3 separate regions of the Mus musculus genome follow, and regions 1 and 3 are each linked to region 2. The links are chromatin contacts, found by POLR2A ChIA-PET in ENCODE. All regions are on one chromosome and are shown on one strand. The core of a region is the stretch at or near the end of the contact, and the rest is flanking DNA. Distances in the headings are between cores, read along the strand shown.

Evidence for each region. ChIA-PET counts read pairs that join two places held with the same protein, here RNA polymerase II (POLR2A).
Region 1: POLR2A ChIA-PET joins it to region 2 with 10 read pairs in Patski. The contact joins the promoter of Cblc here to the promoter of Tomm40 in region 2. POLR2A ChIA-PET finds 5 or more read pairs at or near these places in 3 of 5 experiments (Patski and embryonic stem cell).
Region 3: POLR2A ChIA-PET joins it to region 2 with 21 read pairs in embryonic stem cell. The contact joins the promoter of Relb here to the promoter of Tomm40 in region 2. POLR2A ChIA-PET finds 5 or more read pairs at or near these places in 4 of 5 experiments (Patski and embryonic stem cell).

What each region holds. Positions count from the first base shown.
Region 1 is chr7:19,795,124-19,798,471 of GRCm38, reverse strand. It overlaps Cblc (Casitas B-lineage lymphoma c), which reads left to right and starts at 1,663. Exons shown (of 12, transcript NM_023224.5): 1 at 1,663-2,039. The coding sequence starts at 1,690.
Region 2 is chr7:19,713,701-19,716,902 of GRCm38, reverse strand. It overlaps Tomm40 (translocase of outer mitochondrial membrane 40), which reads left to right and starts at 1,474. Exons shown (of 10, transcript NM_016871.2): 1 at 1,474-1,545; 2 at 1,644-1,922; 3 at 2,543-2,610; 4 at 3,142-3,202. The coding sequence starts at 1,649. Nectin2 (nectin cell adhesion molecule 2) reads left to right here. Exons shown (of 9, transcript NM_008990.3): 9 at 1-259. Gm38955 (a long non-coding RNA gene) reads right to left here and starts at 1,439. Exons shown (of 2, transcript XR_881874.2): 1 at 914-1,439.
Region 3 is chr7:19,627,746-19,630,807 of GRCm38, reverse strand. Relb (avian reticuloendotheliosis viral (v-rel) oncogene related B) reads left to right here and starts at 1,370. Exons shown (of 12, transcript NM_009046.2): 1 at 1,370-1,617; 2 at 2,838-2,885. The coding sequence starts at 1,566.

The DNA of each region.
Region 1 (3,348 bases), core at 414-2,913, 81 kb before region 2:
GAACCCAGGGCTTTTTATGTTCTGGACAAACATTCACCAACTGAGCTACATCCCAACCCAGCCCCAAAGATCCCAAAGATGGGCCTTCTGTTAGGTTTTGTTTGTGTGTGTGTGTGTGTGTGTGTGTGTGTGTGTGTGTGTGTGTGTGTTGGGGATGGATTGGGTGGTTTGGGAGAAGTTTGTTTTTCTTTGGGTTTATGTCTGTTTATTTACGTGCGTGCATGACTGTGGACACATGTGGAGGTCAGAGGACAGCTCATATTACTCCCTTCTCTCCTGCCACTCTGTGGGTTCTGAGAACCAAATTCAGGCTGTCAGGATTGGTGAGGAGCACTTTCACCCAATGAGCCAAATTCCCAACCCCGTTCGGTTGTTAGAAACAGAACCTTGCTTTGTAGCCCAGGCTGGACCATAATTCAACATCTTTGTTCTCTTCTTCCTGAATAATTAGGTTTAAAATTATCTGAAAACACATTCAACTTCAATTTTTTATGTTTGTTTGTTTGTTTGTTTTGGAGACAGGATTTCTCTGTGTAACTCTGGCTTACCTGGAACTCTCAATGTGTAGACCAGGCTGGCTCTAAATCAGAAATTAGTCTCCCTCTGACTCCATCGTGCTGGGATTTTTTTTTTTTAATAATAAAAGATATTGTACCAGGCATGCCCCGTGCCTTTAGTCCAAGCATTTGGGAGGCAGAGGCAGACAGATCTCTGTGAGCTTGATGCCAGCCTGGTCTACAGAGAGAGTTCCAGGACGCCCAGGGTTGTATGGTGAGATACTGTCTAAAAAAACAAAGCTAGAACAACAAAGTGTGTGTGTGTGTGTGTGTGTGTGTGTGTGTGTGTGTGTGTGTGCTTACCCAGGGTGTCTTCAGAGGACAGAGGCTTCAGATCTCCTGGATCTGGAGTTTTTGCCAAACAGGGAGGGAGAGGAAGGGAGAGGAAGGGAGAAGGAGAGAGTGAGAGAGCAGGCAGGCTGAGGAGTCAGTACCGGGCCTAGCTGGGGTGGTGGCTGGCTTGCTGGATGCCCTGGGTGCCCTGGGGCAGAGAGAACCGTGTCCACGGCGCCCTCTGGTGGCTGTCTGAAGCATAATCAGGGCGGACCTACAGGTCTGGCAGGTTGGGGTGCAAACCTGCCCGGCAGCCACTTCCTGCAGCCCTGTGCATTCCTGAACGCCACTTTCCGCCACACCCCTTTCACCTCTTTTGAAAATCTGGGTACTTAAACTGTAACTAAATTTCCCTTACCTGCCACGGGAGCCCGAACTCCGGTGGTTCTAGTACCTTACCTCGGGGACATAGAGTAACTACTTGACTTTCTGTTCTTAGAAGACTCAGCTCTCTGACTCCCCTATGAAGAAAGACTGACAGCTTCAGCCACAATTCATGAAAGGGTGCCTTGTCCCAGAGCCCTACTTGCGGAACCACCTCTTTTCTCAACACCAATAAATCCAGACTCTAGCCCTCCTCTCTCAGACCCAGGGGTCTAGTCCCAGCTCTCCTCCCTCAGACTCTACAGGCGTCCAGCTTCAGCCGTCCTCCCTCAGACTCTCCAGGCCGGCCCCTTTTACCTACAGTCCCCTCCTGGTCCTCCAGGACCTGCCCCCTGCTCCCTCTTGGTCCCGCCCCTACCTGGAGCCTTTCCCCGCCACACCCCTCCGTCCCAGTCCCAAGCCACCCGAGGGACCCATGGCTGCGGCGGCAGCCCCGCGAGGGTGGCAGCGGGGCGAGCCACGCGCGCTTAGCCGGGCGGTGAAGTTGCTCCAGCGCCTAGAAGAGCAATGCAGGGATCCCAGGATGGTCACGGGGCCCCCGTCCCTGCGGGACCTGCTGCCCCGCACCGCGCAGCTACTTGGAGAGGTGGCAAAGGCCCGGCGCGAGGCCAGGGAAGACCCCGAGGGTCCCGGTGGCGCCGATGACTTTCTGGCCATCTACCTGGCCAATCTGGAGGTCAAAGGCAGGCAGGTGGCGGAGCTCCTGCCACCCCGAGGCAAAAAGGACGTGAACCAGGATGTTTTCCGGGAGGGCTCCAGATTCAGGTGAGCGCTAACCTACCTCAGAGACAAGTCACAAACTAGTGATTTCCGGATTGTGTGCCACCAGCCGCCTGTTCCCTCAGACCCAGGGGTCCAGGTTCCACCCTCCTCCTTCAGACCCAGAAGTACAAGCTTCAACTCTCCTCAATCAGACCCAAAAGTCAAGACCCTTTATTCCATCAGACCCAGGAGTACAGGTCCAGCCTTCCTCCCCATTATTCCCCCCTTTAAGCACCCTTGCCTCCAGGCCCCCTTTCTTCCTTTTGTAGATCAGCTTGAACCTGGGGTGCAGGCGTGTGTCTCTCCTAGAAGAGCAAACTTCAGCTGGGCAGTGGTGGCGCACGCCTTCAATCCCACTGGGAGACAGAGGCAGACGAATTTCTGAGTTCGAGGCCAGCCTGGTCTACAAAGAGTTCCAGGACAGCCAGGGCTACACAGAGAAACCCTGTCTCGGAACAACAACAAAAAATAAAAGAGCAAACTTCCTGTTGGGGAGGCAGGATGAGTTGGACCCACCTGTCCAGCCTGAGAAACAGGCCAGCCCCCACTCCCACCTCCACTTCCACCTGTCTGGGTTCCAGCAAAGATGTCTGTTCCAAGGATCTTAGACGTGCCTGCCCTCTGGCTTGTGGGACAACTGCATAGAACTGGAGCTGGAACCCAGAGCAAGGTCTAAACTGGTGATTTGGGTCTGGCTCCCTAGCCTTGTTGTGACTTGCCTGAATAAATAAATATATATATCACATATATATATATAGTATAATATATAGAGACACACATGTGCATATATATGTGTATATATATGTATGTATGTGTGTGTGTATATATAATGAAAATACATATCTCTTTTTTCTTTCTTTCTTCCTTTCTTTCTTCCTTTCTTTTTTTCTTTCTTATGTAGTTCCAGCTGGCCTTTAAACTCGATCTGTAGACCAGGCTGGCCTCAAACTCACAGAGATCCACCTCCCTCTGCCTCCTGAGTACTGGGGTCAAAGGGCTCTGGCACCACAATCAGCCCAGAGTAATAAACTGGTTCTCTTGTTTGGTTGGTAGATTGGTTGGTTGTTTTTGGATCCCATTTCTCTGTGTAGCTCTAGCTATCCTGGAATTCCCTCTGTAGACCAGGCTAGCCCAGAACCCACATAGATCCACCTGCCTCTGCCTCTGAGAGTAAAGGCCGTACCACCACTGCTCAGTTACAGATTTCTTTTGTTGTTGTTGTTTTTTGTTTTGTTTTTGTTTTGTTTTTTCGAGACAGGGTTTCTCTGTATATCCCTGGCTGTCCTGGAACTCGCTTTGCAGACCAGGCTGG
Region 2 (3,202 bases), core at 225-2,724:
GGTCCAATGCTAGAGGGGAGAACCTAATGCAAGTGTGCCTTGCCACCCCAAGTTTGGGAGACTCTGCTCTTATCCTGAGGACTACTGAATTCTTTTAACCCCTACCCAGTGAGATGAGAACTACATATCCCTCTTTAGGGGATGGTGTGTGTATGTGTGTGTGATGGAGAATCTGGGCATCTGGGTTGGGAATTTTATTTTGTAAGCATTTCCTACATAATATGAGTTTCTACTTTGATAAAGTCTTGTGTTTTCTGTGAGATGTGAAGTGAGTGGGGTACAATGAGGCCTGAAGCTTGAAAGGCATCCGTGATCTGTAAGTCAACAGAGAATGGACTCCCCTCCCTCCCCAAAAAGTCAAAAAAAAATGCCCCAGAAATTAATGAGTCATAAGCAAAACCGCATCAACCAAAAGAAAAAACGGTAGGCATGCAAGAAGTGTCTAAGATCATGAGGCAAATACTATTTTCAATGAAGCCCCCAAGGCGTGATGGGTAATGGAGCTAAACGAATGAGCCAGAAGCAAAGTAAGAAACGAGGGCTGTAGGCGTAGTGGGTAGTCGCCAGAAGGTAAAAGATTCCAAGATAGTTCATTAGAGAAAGGCCGGAAGGATGGGAAACGTGAACAGGCAGACACGAGCTAAACCGAGCCAAGGGATTGAAGCTCAATGAATGGGGGAATGAATGCTGGGTAATGGGAAAGGAATGAATGGGCCAAAGATAGAAGCTACAGTGACGCAAGGAGCAGACGGCATGATGGGTAAAAAAATAAAAGGGGGTGGGGGGGTCAAGGCAGCTGCGGCGTTAAGGGAGAAAGCGGCATTGTGGGTAGGCAGAGGCCGGCAGGTTATCCCAGAACTGGTTTGAAACCTTCCCGAGGCACTGTGGGAAGGGGCAGCACTTCCGGCTTTACCGTCGGGGACCCTGCCTCTCCACCGCGGTGCCTGTCGGGACGCGAGACCTGACCTTGCTGCCTAGCAGCGTCTGCAGCGCAACGCACCTCTACTGATGTCCCCTGACCCTGGCGCATTGGCCAATGAGAGACCTAGCACGCACGTCACCATGGCCGGCCCATTAGACATACTGTAGCCAATTAGAATGTGAGTTGAGCCAAGGTCCACCAATAGTCAAGGCATTTTCTGGGGCGGGTCTCCGCGCCTCCAAAAGGAGGGCGGGGCAATGAGCAGGTAGGCGTGTCAATGCGTGTGCTATCGACAAATAGCGAACTAGCTCCAGCCCCGCGGCGTCGCGAACCAATGAACTTGGGATACACGAGCCAATAGGAAGGTAGAGGAAGCTGCACTGACTGATTTCGACTAGGAACCAATAGGAGTAGGGCTTCAACAGAAGGGTGGAACTTCCTGCTAATTCTCCAATAGAATGTCTTTCTTCTAGGGCGGTGGGCGGATCTCGGAGGACACCGAACCAATAGAATCCATGGGGCGGGAAAACAGCGGTGGCGGCGGCGGCAGCGGGTTCGGTTGCGCTTAGCGCACGGGGTAGGAGCGGAGCCCAGGCCGGGAAGAGGAGCCGCCGCGGCCGCCAGTGAGAGCCGAGTCCGCTTTGGGTGGGAAGGGCCTGGGGTTGCATCCGGGGGTGTGCGTGTCGCCCCGATCCCTGCCCTCTGACCTTTCCCCTCGCAGATACCATGGGGAACGTGTTGGCTGCCAGCTCTCCGCCCGCAGGGCCACCGCCGCCTCCTACGCCGTCCCTCGTGGGGCTCCCGCCGCCGCCTCCTTCGCCGCCAGGCTTCACTCTGCCGCCGCTCGGCGGCGGCCTGGGCACTGGGTCAAGCACTGGCCGTGGTTCGGAACGGACTCCCGGGGCTGCGGCCAGCGGCGCTGCGGCGGCCTCGGAAGATGGGAGCTGCGGATGCCTGCCCAACCCGGGGACGTTCGAGGAGTGCCACCGGAAGTGCAAGGGTGAGGGGCGCCAGGCCCGAGTAGCCCCAGGGAAAGGGAAGGGACCCCCCGGAGGATTGGCGCACATCGTTGCAATCATTAAACAGAACGTTGGAAGCTGATGATGGATTGGAAGGGTGGGACCTTGAACTTGGGGCTCGAAACTGCGATCAGATGATGAACTCGTTGGGGAAGAATGCCACAGCAGGAGGGAGAAGTCTTAGGGTACTGAGAGCCAGGGGACCAACCCCACCAAGATTCAGGAGTGTGATCAGGAAGGGAATTATAGTCCAAGGTCACGGTGTCAAGAGGTTTTCCCCAATGTTCCTGTGAGGGGTTCGACCCAAGGATCCTAGCCTAGGATCTTTTGACAATTTGATCATAAGAGGGAGGACATTCTTACTCTCGATAGTTAAGTGTGTTAACTTACTAAATACTGAGGACAGTTCTGTGTGGTGAGAACTGTAAGCATGAGAAGTTAGGCAGGAGAGTGAATTTCCTAAGTTGAGGTGACTGCACTGGGTTTAAAATGTGCAAAGGGCCAAGGTTCCTCTAGTGGTGGAATTAGTGAGATAAGAGTTTGTGAAGAGAGCTTGGGATGGGAGAAGAATCTGGGGTATGACAGCATCTCTCTTCTGCAGAGCTGTTTCCAGTTCAGATGGAAGGTGTCAAACTTACAGTCAACAAAGGGTTGAGCAACCGTTTCCAGGTGAGCCTTTCTGGTGCCTTGACCCTCCAGAGGTCACAACAGCGATACTCCTCCATGCATACAGATCCCCTCACTCTTAAAGGCTTGGGGTTTTTGGTAGGTAGCAAGATTCAGATAGCACTCCAATGGCACCACTGGCCAGGGCAGAGGTGGGAAGATCGTACTCCCAAGACCAGACCAGCATGCATCAAAAGACCCTATATCAAAACATAAAAGACAAACTAACAGGAAGACTCAAGAATTCCAGGGTGACTACTTGGGGCCTGGGGGAGTTAGGGTTTAGGAATCCATAATTCTTACCCTACAAAGTCAAGTAGGAGTGGAAACGGTGAGTGTGGCGCCCACCCCAGCACCACTTTCTCACTAGAAACCTTTAATCTCGTCAGGTCAGGCCTGGTGTTTTGTTGGATCCCTGGGCATTGATGCTGCTAGTCGTGGCCTGACACCCGGTGTTCACTCCCCATCTCCACATCTCTAGTTTGCATCCCCCAGCTATCGCCAAGACCCCCACCACCTACTCTTTTCTCCCAGGTGACCCACACAGTAGCCCTCGGCACAATTGGGGAGTCCAACTACCACTTTGGGGTCACAT
Region 3 (3,062 bases), core at 121-2,620, 86 kb after region 2:
GATCTCCTGCCTCTGTCTGTCCAGAATGGGCATATTGTGGCTACAATATCTTTCTGTGTGCTGCTGAGAACACAGCCTAGAATCTCATACATGCTAGACAAGCATTCTATCACAAGCCACATCCTCAGCACTACAGTTGGAAAACCTCAAGGAAAGCAGTGATTGGTGTGTGTGTGTGTGTGACTGGCAAGCTTATTCTATGGGAGATGTCCACTCCTGGGCTTGCTTATGACACTGGAACATTTCCCTCTGGTACAAAGTGAAAAAGAATATGATTCAGTGTGAAAGTTACATGATATTCCCATTTCTATATTTATCAAATTATGTTCTAATAGAACATAGCCACATCCCTGTTTCTGGTCCTTGGCTGTTTATGTAAGATGGCACATTTGAAAATTAAGACCATTTGGTTCTCAAAGCCTGAGCCTAATGTCTTTCATTGCAAGAAAAGGTTTGCTCTAAGCTGGACGTGATGGTAGGTGCCTGGGATCCCCAGGACTCAGGCTGAAGCAGATGGATTATCATGAATTCAATGTCAACCAGAGCTACATAGCAAAACCAAAACAATGCTCTTTGCTTTGGTGTGCAACAGTAGATACCGGTGCCACATCATTCACTGCTGCAGTTTTCTGCCTCTGGAGCAAGAAGTGGGCCTGGTTTTAGTAATGCTGTACCCTAGTTTTCATTACAGGCTGCAGCATATGGCAAGTGCTTAATTATGCGTAGGTTGCTTGAATCATTGATCACACATGCTATGATAGAAGGGGAATGGAACATACAAGTTTCTATAGGTTTCTATAGGTTATAGGTGCCATATATCACCAACGGGCTGGGACTGTAGCTCAGTATTCATGAAGCCCTGGGTTCAACACTCAGTGCTGCATAGACTAGGTGGTGGTTCATGCCTGTCGTCCCAGCACTGTGGAGGGACGAATCTGAAGGATCCATGGGGGCAAAAGGATCTGCAGTTCAAGGTCATCGGTCTGGGCAAGATGAGACCCTATGTAAATTTTACTTCAAACAAATTATCAATGGCTGCTAACTTCCCACTCCTGGCTTCATTTGCCAGCCTGAAAGATAGCAGGTTCAAGCCCTCGTAGGGGAAATGGAATGCCCATTTCTCAGCTTGTTCTGTGGGTAGGGCGCAAGTGGACCCGGACGGACCTCAGTGGTCTTGGCCAAGGCAATGGGCAGCGACTCGCACCCGGACCCTGCGAAGTGCCAAGCCTTCGCTTCCCGGCCGACCCCGCCCCCGCAGTCACGTGAGCAGCGGGGGTTTTCCCATTCCCTTTGACGTGACGTCACGGAGGGGTACGAGCCAATGGGTGCGCAGGCCGGCGGCGCCGGGGAATTCCGCCGCCCCGCCCCCGCCCGCCGCCCGCTCGGCCCGGCGCCCCCCGCAGCCCCGGGCGCCGTGCGTCCAGCCCGGCCTTCGGCCCTAGCCTTGCACCGCTTGCCCGGCCGGTGATCGTCCCAGCCGACCGGGCTGTCCGACTGCCCGGCTTGCCCTCGTGTGCGCTCGCCCTGAGCTGGCCTTCGGGCTGTCGGTCCCTACGGGCCGGGCCATGCCGAGTCGCCGCGCTGCCAGAGAGTCCGCGCCCGAGCTAGGGGCCTTGGGTAAGCAGAGTGGAACCTCTGGGGCGGGGCTCGGGCTCGGGGAGTTCGGGGCGCTCGGAGTCATCTGCGGGTTTCCGCAGGATTCGCGCTTCGGTGCGGAGAGTACAAGGGTGGCGGGGACACTGCGCGAGGGATAAGGCAGAAGGTAGAGGATGGTGAAGGGTCTTGCCGGGGAGATACAGGCTAGGCGTCCCGCTAAGGAGTGAGAAGGGGGCGGGGCCTGAGCCTGAGGCAAAGAAGGGGGCGGGCCGGGCGGCGGTCGAGAGGAGGGGCGGGGCATAACTCTGAAGGGGAGGAGCCATACACACAGGGGCGGGGCAAACTCAGAGGAGGCTTCTGGTTTACAGAGTGGGTGAGGCTGCTCTTAGGAGTAAGGGGCGGAGCCTAATTCGAGGAAGTGGCTTTATTCTCTCCAAACAAGGGGGACCCTTCTCCCGCAAGGCTTAGGCCTTTAGAGGCAAAGAAAGAGGCGGGGCCCAGCTTCAAGATTTAAGGAGGAGCGGTGCCTGACCTCGAGGAGGAGGATCCAGGACTGTGCTTGACAGGAAATAGGGGCGGGGTCAGGCTCCAAGAGCAAGAAGAGGTGTGTGGCTCAGTGAGTGGGCGGGACTTACCCTTGGGTTGGGGTGGGGGAAAGTGGGGCGTAGTGGCAGGTCTAGGGAAAGGGCAGGGCCTGTTTAGAAAACGAAGGGCGGGGCCTGACGATGGGATTGAAAAGGGGCGGGGCCTGCAGCGAGATGGGGGAGAGGAAAGTTCTCCAGTGACGAAGTATTGGGGCTCGGATTTCGCCCTGAGGGAAGAACGGAGACGGGGGTTTTCCTGAGGCATCAGGAGTCCTCCAAGTCCCACCTTAATGGGGAAAGTAGCGGATATTGAGTGATGATTGGCGGAGTCAAAGGCAGAAACGAAAAGCCAGAACTTTTTTCAAGAGTTAGAGAAGAGCCGGTTGTGGTGGCGCACTTGGGAGGCAGAGGCAGGCGGATTTCTGAGTTCGAGGCCAGCCTGGTCTACAAAGTGAGTTCCAGGACAGCTCAGGGCTATACAGAAAAACACTGTCTCGAAAAACCAAGAAAAAAAAAAAGGAGTTAGAGAAGGCTGGCCTGCACCTGAGCTCGGTAAGGAGGAGGGACTTTATTCAAGGGACCAAGCCAGAGAGAGGAGCAGGCTCATCAGAGTCTCTGGTCCTGCATTGTTTGTTAATCCAGGTCTCCATCTCACAGGTTCCAGTGACCTCTCTTCCCTGTCACTAACGGTCTCCAGGACCACAGGTGAGCAACCCCCACAGCCCCTGCCCACCTGCTTGTAGGAAATGGGATTGGAGGAGCCCCCGTGGAGAGGGAATGAGTGTACCCACTTTGCAAGCTTTGTCTGTTGGTACTCTGTCTGTACTCCACCCCCACATTTCTCTGGCAATAGCCAGGTAGTCCTGGCTCACTATAAAAGGG